Regions from separate parts of the Homo sapiens genome. Here region 1 is linked to region 2. Evidence: chromatin contacts called from ENCODE Hi-C data. All regions are on one chromosome and are shown on one strand. Each heading gives the region's core, a stretch centred on a gene start or an enhancer-like site at or near the end of the contact. The rest is flanking DNA. Distances are from core to core; before and after follow the strand shown. Region 1 holds the start of NUDT12 (nudix hydrolase 12). Region 2 has its middle 72 kb from the start of LINC02115.

Evidence for each region. A loop is a pair of places that touch in the nucleus more often than their neighbours do. Pooled maps may share reads with other maps.
Region 1: a loop to region 2 is called in a map of gastrocnemius medialis, with 3 times the contacts of the local background. The contact joins the promoter of NUDT12 here to the enhancer-like site in region 2. A Hi-C loop is called at or near these places in 2 of 168 maps with a recorded cell type or tissue (PC-3 and gastrocnemius medialis) and 2 of 50 pooled maps.

The regions. Positions count from the first base shown.
Region 1 is chr5:103,559,032-103,564,948 of GRCh38, reverse strand. NUDT12 (nudix hydrolase 12) reads left to right here and starts at 2,160. Exons shown (of 7, transcript NM_031438.4): 1 at 2,160-2,246; 2 at 4,695-4,906; 3 at 5,481-5,917. The coding sequence starts at 4,701. RefSeq lists enhancers at 1,857-2,387, 2,388-2,920.
Region 2 is chr5:103,466,570-103,472,684 of GRCh38, reverse strand. It overlaps the pseudogene PDZPH1P. Among named protein-coding and RNA genes, the nearest start is that of LINC02115, 72 kb to the left of the region's middle. Within about 2 kb of position 2,929, at least 3 of the 41 ENCODE cell types and tissues checked have a DNase peak (open chromatin) inside an H3K27ac peak, as active enhancers do; they include PC-3, where a contact is called at or near this core.

The sequences.
Region 1 (5,917 bases), core at 911-3,410, 93 kb before region 2:
TTAGCTGAAAAGTTGATGGAAAAATTTATAATATATTTATCATAAATTTAATATTTAAATAATATAATTATATTTATCATAATTATATATCAATGTCATATATTTATCATAAACATTTACCATATTTTTATAATATTTATATTATTATTTATCATACATGTTATCAGGTTGACAACATCTGAACCCAATGATCAAGTATAACATTAAAAAAAGAGAGACAACCAGAAGTTGTAAGCCTCTTGAAGTAATTCAATACAAAGTAAACTGTAACACCTATAAAGTCTTTTGTGAAAAAAAATCAAACTTTAATCTGAGTAATTCTATAAAGTTAACTACCAGTTTGCAAGAAATACAGGGGGAAAGGACAGCACAGGAATAAAATCTGCAAAATTCAGAATGTGGAAAATTCTACAGAACAAATGATCATTACTCTTTAGTAAATAAACTGCCAGAAAAAAAGGGGAAGAGGAAGGAATCCATAGATTTTTAAAAATCAAATGTGATGTGGAGACTTTGTTCAGATGAATCAACTGAAAAACATATAAAACTTCTGAGGCAAGTGAGTAAATTTGATATTGAATGTTTCTTTTATGTTATTACAGAATTATTGTTAAATTTGTAATACTAGGGATATTGAAGTTGTGTTGTTTTTCAAAGCCCTTATATTTTAGATATAATACATATTTCCAAAAAGTTTACTCTTAAATATTTGTCATCAAAACAATATGGGGTCTGGAATTTACTTCAAAACAATCCTAACAACTGGGAGAACTATATATTAATAGTTGTTGACTCTGGATCATTAATACACGAGGGTTCACTATACTAATCTAACATATGTTTGAATGCAAAGATTGGGTACTCCAAGTGAAGTAACTAATCCTTTCTGACCACCTGTCTGGTCACTGAAATCATTAAAGGCTGAAAACAACTAGTCACATAAAGAAGCATAGGGCGGCCGGGTGCAGTGGCTCGCGCCTGTAATCCCAGCACTTTGGGAGGCCAAGGCGGATGGATCACCTGAGGTCAGGAGTTCCAGACCAGCCTGGCCAACATGGCAAAAACCTGTCTCTACTAAAAATACAAAAATTAGCTGGGCCTGGTGGCGCACACCTGTAATCCCAGCTACTCGGGAGACTGAGGCAGGAGAATCACTTGAAACCCCGGGAGGCGGAGGTTGCAGTGAGCCAAGATCGCACTACTGCACTCCAGCCTGGGTGACAGAGTGAGAACCCATCTAAAAAAAAGAAAAAAAAAAAAAAAACAGCAGCACAGGGCGTTAGAAGCCCTCATGATCAATGTCAACTGGTGCATACAGCTTCACAGTGAGAAGGAGCTTCCAAGGGTAAAATCTGGGTGGGAAACAGTGATCAATTGTAAGAGACCCCTGTAGCTGTTGCTGATTACCAAGGAGAGAGTTTAGTAAAGGAAAAAGCCCTGGTCTGGAAGTTAGAAGACCGCCAACACCTAGTTTTGTAATCTCGGACTCATAACTTCTGTAGGTTTTGGAGCATAAAAGCACAGGAACTGAAATAAAAAATAACGACAATAATTTTGTTGTGGGTGCCCACTCTGCACTTCACAACATCCTAAGAGCTTTGGATACATTATCCTATTTACACCTCACAACCCAAGGAGGTGTTTTGCGCGCTTGATACATACTTTTTAAAGGACTACTGAATAAGTTAGGCGTCAGTATATGATACCAGTTTTCCCATGGGGTGAATGATTAAGGTGTTACAGAGGCCGAATATCTCGTTTAAGAGTGACTTGGTCTAGTCAATAGTCCAGGATTATTTAACAGGAAAGAATGCTTTGAGCACTCAATTGCATTGGACTGTATTGGAGAGAGGGCTAGGAGTTGGGTGGGAGACGCTGGAAAATTTAAAATCGTTTCCTTAGGCCTACAGTTTTCCGATCGCCTGCACCACGTTCTATCTACACATCACAGTCTCAGGAGAAGGATTTTCAGCCCTTCATTCAGCTCCAATCCTTTAGACCGCGATCTCTCCCGCGCCGGCTCCCAAACACTTCCACCCCCAATCTCCACCCCTTCTCCCTTGCGCACAACCTGTGGGCTTCAAACTACATCTCCCATAAAACCGCGGGGGCCCCCCTCCCGCCCCCCCCCCACCCCCGGATCTCCACCGGAAGTCGGGAAGACTGCATCCGGCTCCAGGAAAAGCGAGTGGGATATCCCAATCTTTGGACTGCATCCTGGTTGCCTCTACTGTGGTCACCTTTGGGTTAGTAGAAGCAGTGGGGAGTTAGTCGTCTCATTGCCTCCTCTGGGGGCGGTGACCACTTCCCTGGGCTCTTTGGTTCCCGCGCTGCCCTGCGTGGCCCTGCTGAGTTGTGTGGCGGAGCCTCGTAGTGGTTTGGTGGGCGCAGGCGCGGGAGCCACGGACGCATTTGCAGGGGCTCCCGCGACAGGGCGGAGGTGCGGCGGTACTGAGGTCGTAGAGTTTCCTGCCCAAGCTGAGATGGGGAAAAGGAAGCGCTACTTAGGGTGTGATTTCACCTCGAAAGAAGGAATCTCACAGTAGTGGCAAGAAAGTAAAATATCTTAAGGCATTTTACCATTTTCAGAGACCGTGCACGGGTGGCACTTAATTGGTCTTGAGTGCCCAGGGAGTGGATGAAATTCGTTAATTGATGGTCAGTGATTTCAGTGACAGAGCGATATTTAAGGTCCTGTCCTGTCCCATTCGGTCTGTGTGAGCATGCGGAAGTCATGGGCCCCGGGTTACATGTCAGTAAAAGTGGATGTTGGTTTGTTAAAAATTTATGTCCCTTTACATCTAATATTCTTTTAAATGATTTCTCGGAATAGTCCTTGAGCTTCTTGGAAAACAAGGGCAGCACTTTATTCTGCCTTCAAATCTTTACCTTCTATAACCTGTCAATGAGAATTGAAAAAGTAAATCAAACAGTAGAATTGGGTGTTAGACTTTATGTGCTTCTCTGGAATGAATAATGGTACTATTTCTAGATGGCTTTTCTGCTGAGAAAGCTAGAGGGAAAAGTGTACACTTTCCACTTCCCATCTCCACAGAATAGCATATGCATAAGCATTGCCCTGGAGGTAGTGAATGACGCTGTATTTTTGAAGGACAATTTTGCAGTTACCTGGCGCGGCCTGTGAGAATGTGAGGGAGTGACGGTGACCCCAGAACATGAGACAGTGAAATATTATTCAAACTAAACCTAGCTGAAAAAACTATAATATGGGTTTTTGGAAAATAAACTTAAGAGAAAGACAATTTGGAAGGGAGATCAGTACAGGAGCTGTACAGCAGTGCTTCAAAATAAAGTCCTGAAAATTTGTAGCTTTTGTTATGCATAGTATTTTTAACGTATGTAGAAATTTCAATATGAAAGGAACAGCGAAGTAAATTCTAGAATAAATCAAAAATTATTCTGTCATGTAGATATTACTTCTGGTAATTTAATTTCTAAACAGATTTCCACTGTTAGGTTTCATCCAAGTGTTTCCATGACTGTGAGCAGTTTTAACCTATTTATAAGTAGCAGAAAGACACAAATAGGAAAGGTGAACAGCTCCAAAATGAGACAATTAATCTTTACTCCTTGTTTTCCCTAAATTTTGTTCATACTATTCCTGCTATGCAATTCATCAGCCAGATCGCCCTTTCAGAACCCAGGAGACAGCAGCTATCAAAAACTATGGGCTATAACCTTTCTGTCTTTTTAGCTTAAAAATCTTATTGCTTAGAATGATAGAAATGTTGTTAGAATCCCAAATCTTTTCTTAATAGCATTTCATAGAAAGAAGAATTATACCTTAAAAAAAAATACTTTGAGAAGTTCACAGACAGTTGAATCATGAACCATTTTCACCATCCCCCGCCGCCAAAAAAAAAAAAAGACAAAAAAAGCTCAGTGTGTGCTCTATCATCTGCAGTCCATGATTAGGCAATATTTAAGAGGTATGGAACAATTATTTCAGGGTTTACCCCACCGAAACAAAAAGGTGACAAAGCAGATAAAGTTAATGAGTTTTAAAAGCTGCTCTGATTCAAGGACAACAAAGTGACCAACAGAACTGTCCAATAATAGAACCAAAAATATATGATCATCTGATTTGTGACAATATTTGTCTCAGTGTAGTAGGACAAAGATGGTAATTTCAAGAATAATACGGAGTAATATGGATTATGCATTGGGTAAAAAAGTATCTTGACCCCTACCTCATGCCATGAACAAAAATAGATCCTAGATGGATTACAGAATTAATTGTGCAAGGTCAAACAATAAACTGTTTTCCTGTGAAACTTATAAAGTCTCTGCCTTTACTTCCATCTGTTTTAATGCTCTCCCCCTCATGTCCCCACCCATCGTGAAGTCCCCTCTGGTCTACCCTAAATACCTCCTCCTTATGTAATATGTTACCTGGTTCCCCCTCCCAAGGATATGGCCCCCTCGTCTGTACTGTCAGAGCTCTTTATTCATTATTTTGTGTAACTCCCATGGGCATATAAATTGCGTTGCATTTTATAATTCTAAACTGATAACATTTTGAAATTGAAATGTATGCTGTTTAAGGATTGCCTGTTGAATAGTATGTTGCCTTGGAAACCATTGCTATTATTCTATTGCTATTTATCAATATTGTTCATTGATAAAAAAGCAGTTGCAAATAAGCTTTTTCCCCTGATTTTCCTTCTTTTAAGGAAGAAATGTCTTCTGTAAAAAGAAGTCTGAAGCAAGAAATAGTTACTCAGTTTCACTGTTCAGCTGCTGAAGGAGATATTGCCAAGTTAACAGGAATACTCAGTCATTCTCCATCTCTTCTCAATGAAACTTCTGAAAATGGCTGGACTGCTTTAATGTATGCGGCAAGGAATGGGCACCCAGAGATAGTCCAATTTCTGCTTGAGAAAGGGTAAACATTTTAGGCTGTACCACCTGAAAGGGTTTGTGGTTTAATTTCTTTGTTACATATTTACTTTAAAATTTTGCTTGTTTCCATATTTATATTGTTGAACTACTAAATAACTCATTGGCTAATTTATGTAAAAATGTAGCACAATTTTTCTAACTTAAAACTTTGTAACCTTTTTCATTGAGAAATTATTTCTTTATAGCAAAGCAAATTTATGAGGAGTCTAATTATAAATTTTCCTCCCAAATAGAAAATGCAGATCTCACTATGACTACCAAGGACTTCTTGTAGAATTTTGGTATCTCTTTATAGTGCATAAAGCTTAATACTGTTTTATTTTGTGAGTAATTATCCAGAAAGTGTAAGTATCCACTGTCTCTTAACTTTTTGTCATTTATGATTGTTCTTTTAACCTTCCCAATAGTAAACTATGTAACAAAAGAAAAAAAATCTATGTAATCATTAAAAAGAAGGACTTTAATATGTATCTGGAAATATTTTAGTGAAATAAATACGGAGAAAGTGTTTACTTCCTATTTTACTTTTTCTCCCCAATTTTTTCTTCCATCTATAGGTGTGACAGATCAATTGTCAATAAATCAAGGCAGACTGCACTGGACATTGCTGTATTTTGGGGTTATAAGCATATAGCTAATTTACTAGCTACTGCTAAAGGTGGGAAGAAGCCTTGGTTCCTAACGAATGAAGTGGAAGAATGTGAAAATTATTTTAGCAAAACACTACTGGACCGGAAAAGTGAAAAGAGAAATAATTCTGACTGGCTGCTAGCTAAAGAAAGCCATCCAGCCACAGTTTTTATTCTTTTCTCAGATTTAAATCCCTTGGTTACTCTAGGTGGCAATAAAGAAAGTTTCCAACAGCCAGAAGTTAGGCTTTGTCAGCTGAACTACACAGATATAAAGGATTATTTGGCCCAGCCTGAGAAGATCACCTTGATTTTTCTTGGAGTAGAACTTGAAATAAAAGACAAACTACTTAATTATGCTGGTG
Region 2 (6,115 bases), core at 1,680-4,179:
TATATAGGTCAGTTTAGCCTTCACAGGACAAATTTCTTGAGAAATATTCTGTATCCATCTATTTACTCTTGAGTATCATTAGGTTATTTTAAGGTGAAAATGACCAAAACTTGCCTTTTGCATAGAAAGGGAAATTCATTTCTGGTAAGCTGAAATTGCTTTGAATAATTTATAGAGAACAGAGAATTCATCAGATCTGATATCATCAGCAGCCTTGAGATTGCATTGTTCTGTAATGGGTACTATGGGAACTGGAAAGCTGGAGTTGGTTAGCATGAGAATTTCTATCCAGAATCTCGTGTAAGTTAAAGGCAGGCAACATTTAAGAAAGGAAAAGTCTGAGTTTATATAGGAAGGAACCTTTTAAAAAAATACTCTCACTGTAAAGGATATTCTGTACACCTCCCACCTGACTACTGATATTCTTTTTCTTTGTATGATTTCATTTATTTTATTTTATTGCATTTTAAGTTCCGGGATACATGTGCAGAACATGCAGGTTTGTTACATGGATGTATGTGAGGGGAGGGGTGGGAACTTAGAGGACGGGTCAATAGGTGCAGCAAACCACCATGGCACATGTAGGACTGCTGATATTCATACCACCATGGTGGAATCGGCTGGCACCAATATGCAGGGCCCCTTTCTTATAGCATCACCACCTTCTCCTCCTTTTCATCATTGAGAAGATATTGAGAATAAAAACAAAATAAAGAAATGAAGCCAAATAAAATAAAAACATATCCAAATAAAGTGATACAAGAGCTCCAATTCATTACTGGCTAACTCCCTATTCTTCTAAATGGTAGGACTCCTTCCAGTCTTTCACACATGCTGCTGAAATATGCTACCTTGAATTCCATCTTAAATTCACCAATTTCTAATCTTGAGATTTCCCCAAGATCCCATGTTTAACCTTCTTGTTCATTTAAAATGTTCTTATTGACCATCTTTTATATGTAAGGGATACAGCTAATCGTTATTCTAGAAACCAAGTTGAATGAAACAAAATTTCTGCTCTCATAATGGGTGGCTGTTGAACTTAAACTTTTAACATGGGTAGGATTTCTGCACATGTAATGTGGGGAAGAGAATTCCAGATGGAAGCAAAAGCCTGATGAAAGGCTACACAGGAGGGTGTTGGGATCCAATTAGGGAGCCAAAAGTGGGCCAGTTTGATTGTATCATGGGATATGTGGAGAAGACTAATGGAGACTTAGACTAGAAAGGTACACCAAAGCCAAATAATAAAGAACTCTACATTCAGACTTAAGAGTTGTACTTTATTTAGGGGGCAATGAAGATGCACTGAGTGATTTTTGAACACAGAAGCATAACTGAAACATAAATAAAGCTATTCTTTAGGACTGCATGGTGGTGCTGGGAGCTTGGGTTGTAAGATCAGTCAGGAGGCATTGTATTAATTCGGACAAGAGGTAAGAGGCTGAATTTGGGTGATGGTGCTAAGAATTAAGAAAATTTATCTCAGAAATATCTTAGTTGTGAATCTCCTAATCTAAACGTCTTCCTGCTATCCTGTGCTCCTTTTACCAGTCTTGAATCCTCATACCACTGTAGACACCCTCCTTTACGGTTTTTCACCAAACACTTCAGCCTGTAGATATGGAGGTTCTTAACCTGGGGTCCAAATACCCCTTAGGGTATAGTATTAAAAGTTTCTTTCAGTTGGATAGGGAGAAATATTCTCTCTTTATCACTAATATTCAACTGAAACCTAAACTTTTCTTTAATTATAAAATAGGCAGCAAACCACCATAAAGTTGGCTGTTCTGCCAAATGTTTAATAACAGGAATTGCAGATATTTTATACTACAGTTATTCATATACTGAACCACATAGTTTATATTCATCACTATTGCAAAATTAAGGTAGCGCCCAGTCCCATTACTTGATCCTATTGTTTAATATACTACTAAAGAAGCAGATGTGGCTGGGCACGGTGGCTCACACCTATAATCCCAGCACTTTGGGAGGCTGAGGCAGGCGGATCACAAGGTCAGGAGAGCAAGACCAGTCTGGCCAATATGGTGAAACCCTGCCTCTACTAAAAAAAAAAAAAATACAAAAATTTGCCAGGCATGGTGGTGGGTGCCTGTAGTCCCAACTACTCGGGAGGCTGAGGCAGGAGAATCACTTGAACCCGGGAGGTGGAGGTTGTAGTGAGCTGAGATCGCACCACTGCACTCCAGCCTAGGTAACAGAGCGAGACTCCATCTCAAAAAAAAAAAAAAAAGCAGATGCTACCATATCACAAATTTTCCCTTAATGTTAGGTAATGGTATTTTAATATAATTGGTTTGCTTTATAATCCTGAAATCTCTAGACTACCAACCACCAAGAAGCCTTGTAGAAGTCCAGGTCATCATTTGAGACAGTGGCTGAGCTCATAATTTTCTGACCATCTCCAAGTCTAGGTCTATGCCAGGAGAGATAATACCCCCGTCACGCAGTCCTGAAGACAGCCTTGCTTTGTTCATCACTCAAAGACCCGGGAAGGAAAAGTATCCCCTCACTTGCCACCTCTTGCTGGTTTCACTTTTTCCCTTGTTTTTCCTTTTCTCCTTTTTTTTTTTTTAAAAAAAACTTCTATTGTATGACCCCTCTTGGAAACACCTTCAGAATATCATTGCTTCTGTAACTAAGCACAATCTCAATATCCATTTTGTTCTAAATTTTTTCCTGGGGAGTTCCATGACAAATAAAATGTGGTACTCTTCCTGGATCTAAGTCCATTTGTTGTTGCTGTATACTAGAAGCCAATAACTTTCAAAGGTGAATGCCAACTCTCCATCAATTCACTTCCTTATAGGTGGGAGGAGGAGGTAAAAGAGGAATTTCCTGATAAGAACTAATGCTGTGTGTGGCACCTTGACCATCCAGTAATGTGGGGAGAGATACATGAAAGAAATGGTTGAATAAAGAATGGAAATGTAGTATTTCGGGGAACAGGGAGTGCACCAACGATGAACTCTGCCTAGGGTTAACCCTAACTGCTCCACTGTTGAGAATATTGACACATGTGCATAAAAGGATAACCTATGTTATATAACTTTTCAAAGGGCACAGACTTAGGCCATACACTGAAAATGAAAGCACAATAAATATTCTCTTTGTTGACAGTGTGAGGAAAACTAGAAAAATTTTGTTTTCATGAAGGTGCCTTCCGATTTACTTCATTTCCCATGACTAAGAGATGGCTTTGGTGATTAAGGAAAAATACTATGCAACTATGAGTACTGCAGAACTTTGTGGAGATTTCAATGTGGTTTTTTTTTTAGGTCTTTTTTTTACTTTTAACATAGACATCAAATGACTAATGAACAAATAATTAGCTAAGAAAATGTACACAAAATTTTCTACCAGTATTCTTTCACATTATTGGAAGCAGATACATCAGTGAGGTTTTGAGGCGTTATTTCTGAAAATCTGTAACTTCACATTTTCAGTAATAACCAAGAAAATAGAAGGTGAAGTTTGATCATTAAGATTACAGCCACAGATGCAAGGATATTTAGTATCACAAAAGGTAGGCTTAGAATTCAAATGACTTTCATAATTTGAAAAAGTAGTTGTGTCGGGGGACAAATATATACTAAGGGAAGAGGAGCCAAATGGATATTCATGTATGACCAAAAATGTCAAAAGGTTAGAGTGGGCCAAAAGAATCCAGGAAGCAAAAGTAAAATGGGATATGAGAAAATGCTCACTCTCTGGCAACCATGAAGTCACTGTTTCAATAGCAATAGTATCAGAGGGGCTTTGGGGTGAGAGGTGCAGGGGTCAGGATCAGGAGGGGAGAGGGAGGCTTATGGTGCCCTGTGCCCAGGGAGATGGAGCATGACTGTCATAGAATAGGTCACAATGCATACAGTGTTAGGATAACTAATGGCAGAGTAAAAAGGAAAGAAAAGAAAAGGAACTTGCCTTATTACATTTGGAAAAGAGAAAATAGAATTAGGTGTGCAGATCAATACTCTTCCATGATGATATTCAAAGAGTCCACAGCAAAAATAAGAATAAAAATAATTAAGGGCATTGTATTAAGTTGTTCATAAGCATATTATTTTCAGTTCAATCGTGTATTCTTTCTTTTGCAATTACATCCTTCCTAATTTTCTGGGATCAAATTGTCTTTTCTTTTTTAAATACAAATAATAAATGGTAGTATTTTTCTAAACATTCTTTTTTTGGAAAAGTTTTTTAAGAAAGAATTGAAAGGTGTATCCCATCTCCCCAGTTTAATTGTTTAAGAGTGGGGAGTCCAGTCCAGTGATCCCTGAGGTTGTTTATTACATATATATCTTTCAGAAAATTTTTAGCCTGCATCCCCAATATATGGCACTTTATTTATAAATTACATTCATATGCTAGTCTAATATATATTGGTATTACTAAATTTACACAAAAATATAAATTTTAAAAGATGAAATAAAGCATTTAAAACGTTATTAGAAGTTCAAAAAACCCTTCATATTGTCTCTCATTCTAAAAATATTGTAATTGAAACCAACTGATTAAACATCTCATTACTTTTTACATCTTTAACATTTTGCCAGGCAGGAATTTAAAGGCTTGGTTCAGAATTTAGTTTCTTTTCCTACATAGTTTTAATAGCTATCATAACTAAACAGTTTCCAAAGATGCAGGCATCCACATGGAAGTGCTTTATTGGCTACACTTCCTAAATCGTGGTACTCATTTTTTAATACCATCCACCAATTAAACACATTTTTGTCATTTAAATTTGGCTACTAAATTTCCATCTTCTCTGATGTCCATTCATTCAAGCAAACTAACCAAGCAGTGGTACGTTTTACTATTTCTGAGAAATGGATTCAGAATATGTTATTTGAAACATTTGAGAATTTCAAGCTCTTTAAGTGTGTAGAAATATGTTTTTATAGGTGAAACCCACTATTTATGCCAACTAAATTATTAATGATTGAAATATTCCCAAAATACTTTTTTTTATAACATGAATTTCTTTCAAAAGCAGTTCCTTTCTCATCCATTATTAAAATGTGACCTTTACCTGGAAGGGGCATATAAGTCTCCTTATTTTTTCAGCTGTCTGCTCTGTAGCACACTATGGATAGCTACTTGTTATCGCAGAAAAAGGTCAGCAAACTTGGTAGGTGAGGTTTGATTGTTTATTATTATTATTATTATTAAAGAAAGCAATGTGTGTGTGATTCATCTTTAAGTTTGACATTCCTGTAACATACCCATCAGACCTCTGTGTTGTGCAAAACATTTTTGTGATCACTGTCCCATATCAGTAGAAAGTATTGTAGGGATTTTAAAAACATAAGGTAATATAATTTCTTAATCCACTTAACAAGGCACTAACATTGCAATAATGGTGAAAGTGAACATGTGGCTGTACAGACAATACCTTCATATTGTGGGACTCATACTCTGTCCTTCAGCAGATGGAGGCCTCAGGTACAAGTTCCTAACTTGTGACTCTCTGAAATACAAACTACATGACAATGCCAGGGACATGCTATATATGAAATACTCATAAAGCTTAATTTATTATTATATTTGAGACAAAGATCTAAAAATAGAAGTTCTATAATTGCCTCCTTATAGCTCAGTCTCTGAGGTGTGCATACCATAGATATCAAAGTTTTAATCAATTTAGATAATGTGCTTTTTATTTCTAATTGATTGTCAAAGGCCAATAGTTTAAATGGCAATGTTTACTCAATAGCGTTTTCACTTGTTTTTATGAACTATTATGTAGACTGTGTATACAAATTCTTTAATTTTTCAAAGAACAAATTAAAAATAAAATGACAAAGTCTAGAAAATAACTGAATTAAAATAAGGATTTTTTTTAAAAAATTGTTAAAAAGAAATTATGAAAAAATCTTCCTCTAGAGATCTTTTTCTAAAGTATTAAGCTGCCTGAGATGAAAGGAAATCCATATTACAACATGGGATTGGAGCCAGAATTTCCTGCTGATTCATAGGACACACAGCCCTTGGCACTGTGTATCTTGAGTTTTCACAAGAAGAACTTAGGCATAGCTTTTTCTGGTTCACAAAGAAGGCCTAAATGGCATTCTCCCTAGAATTAAAAAAAAAA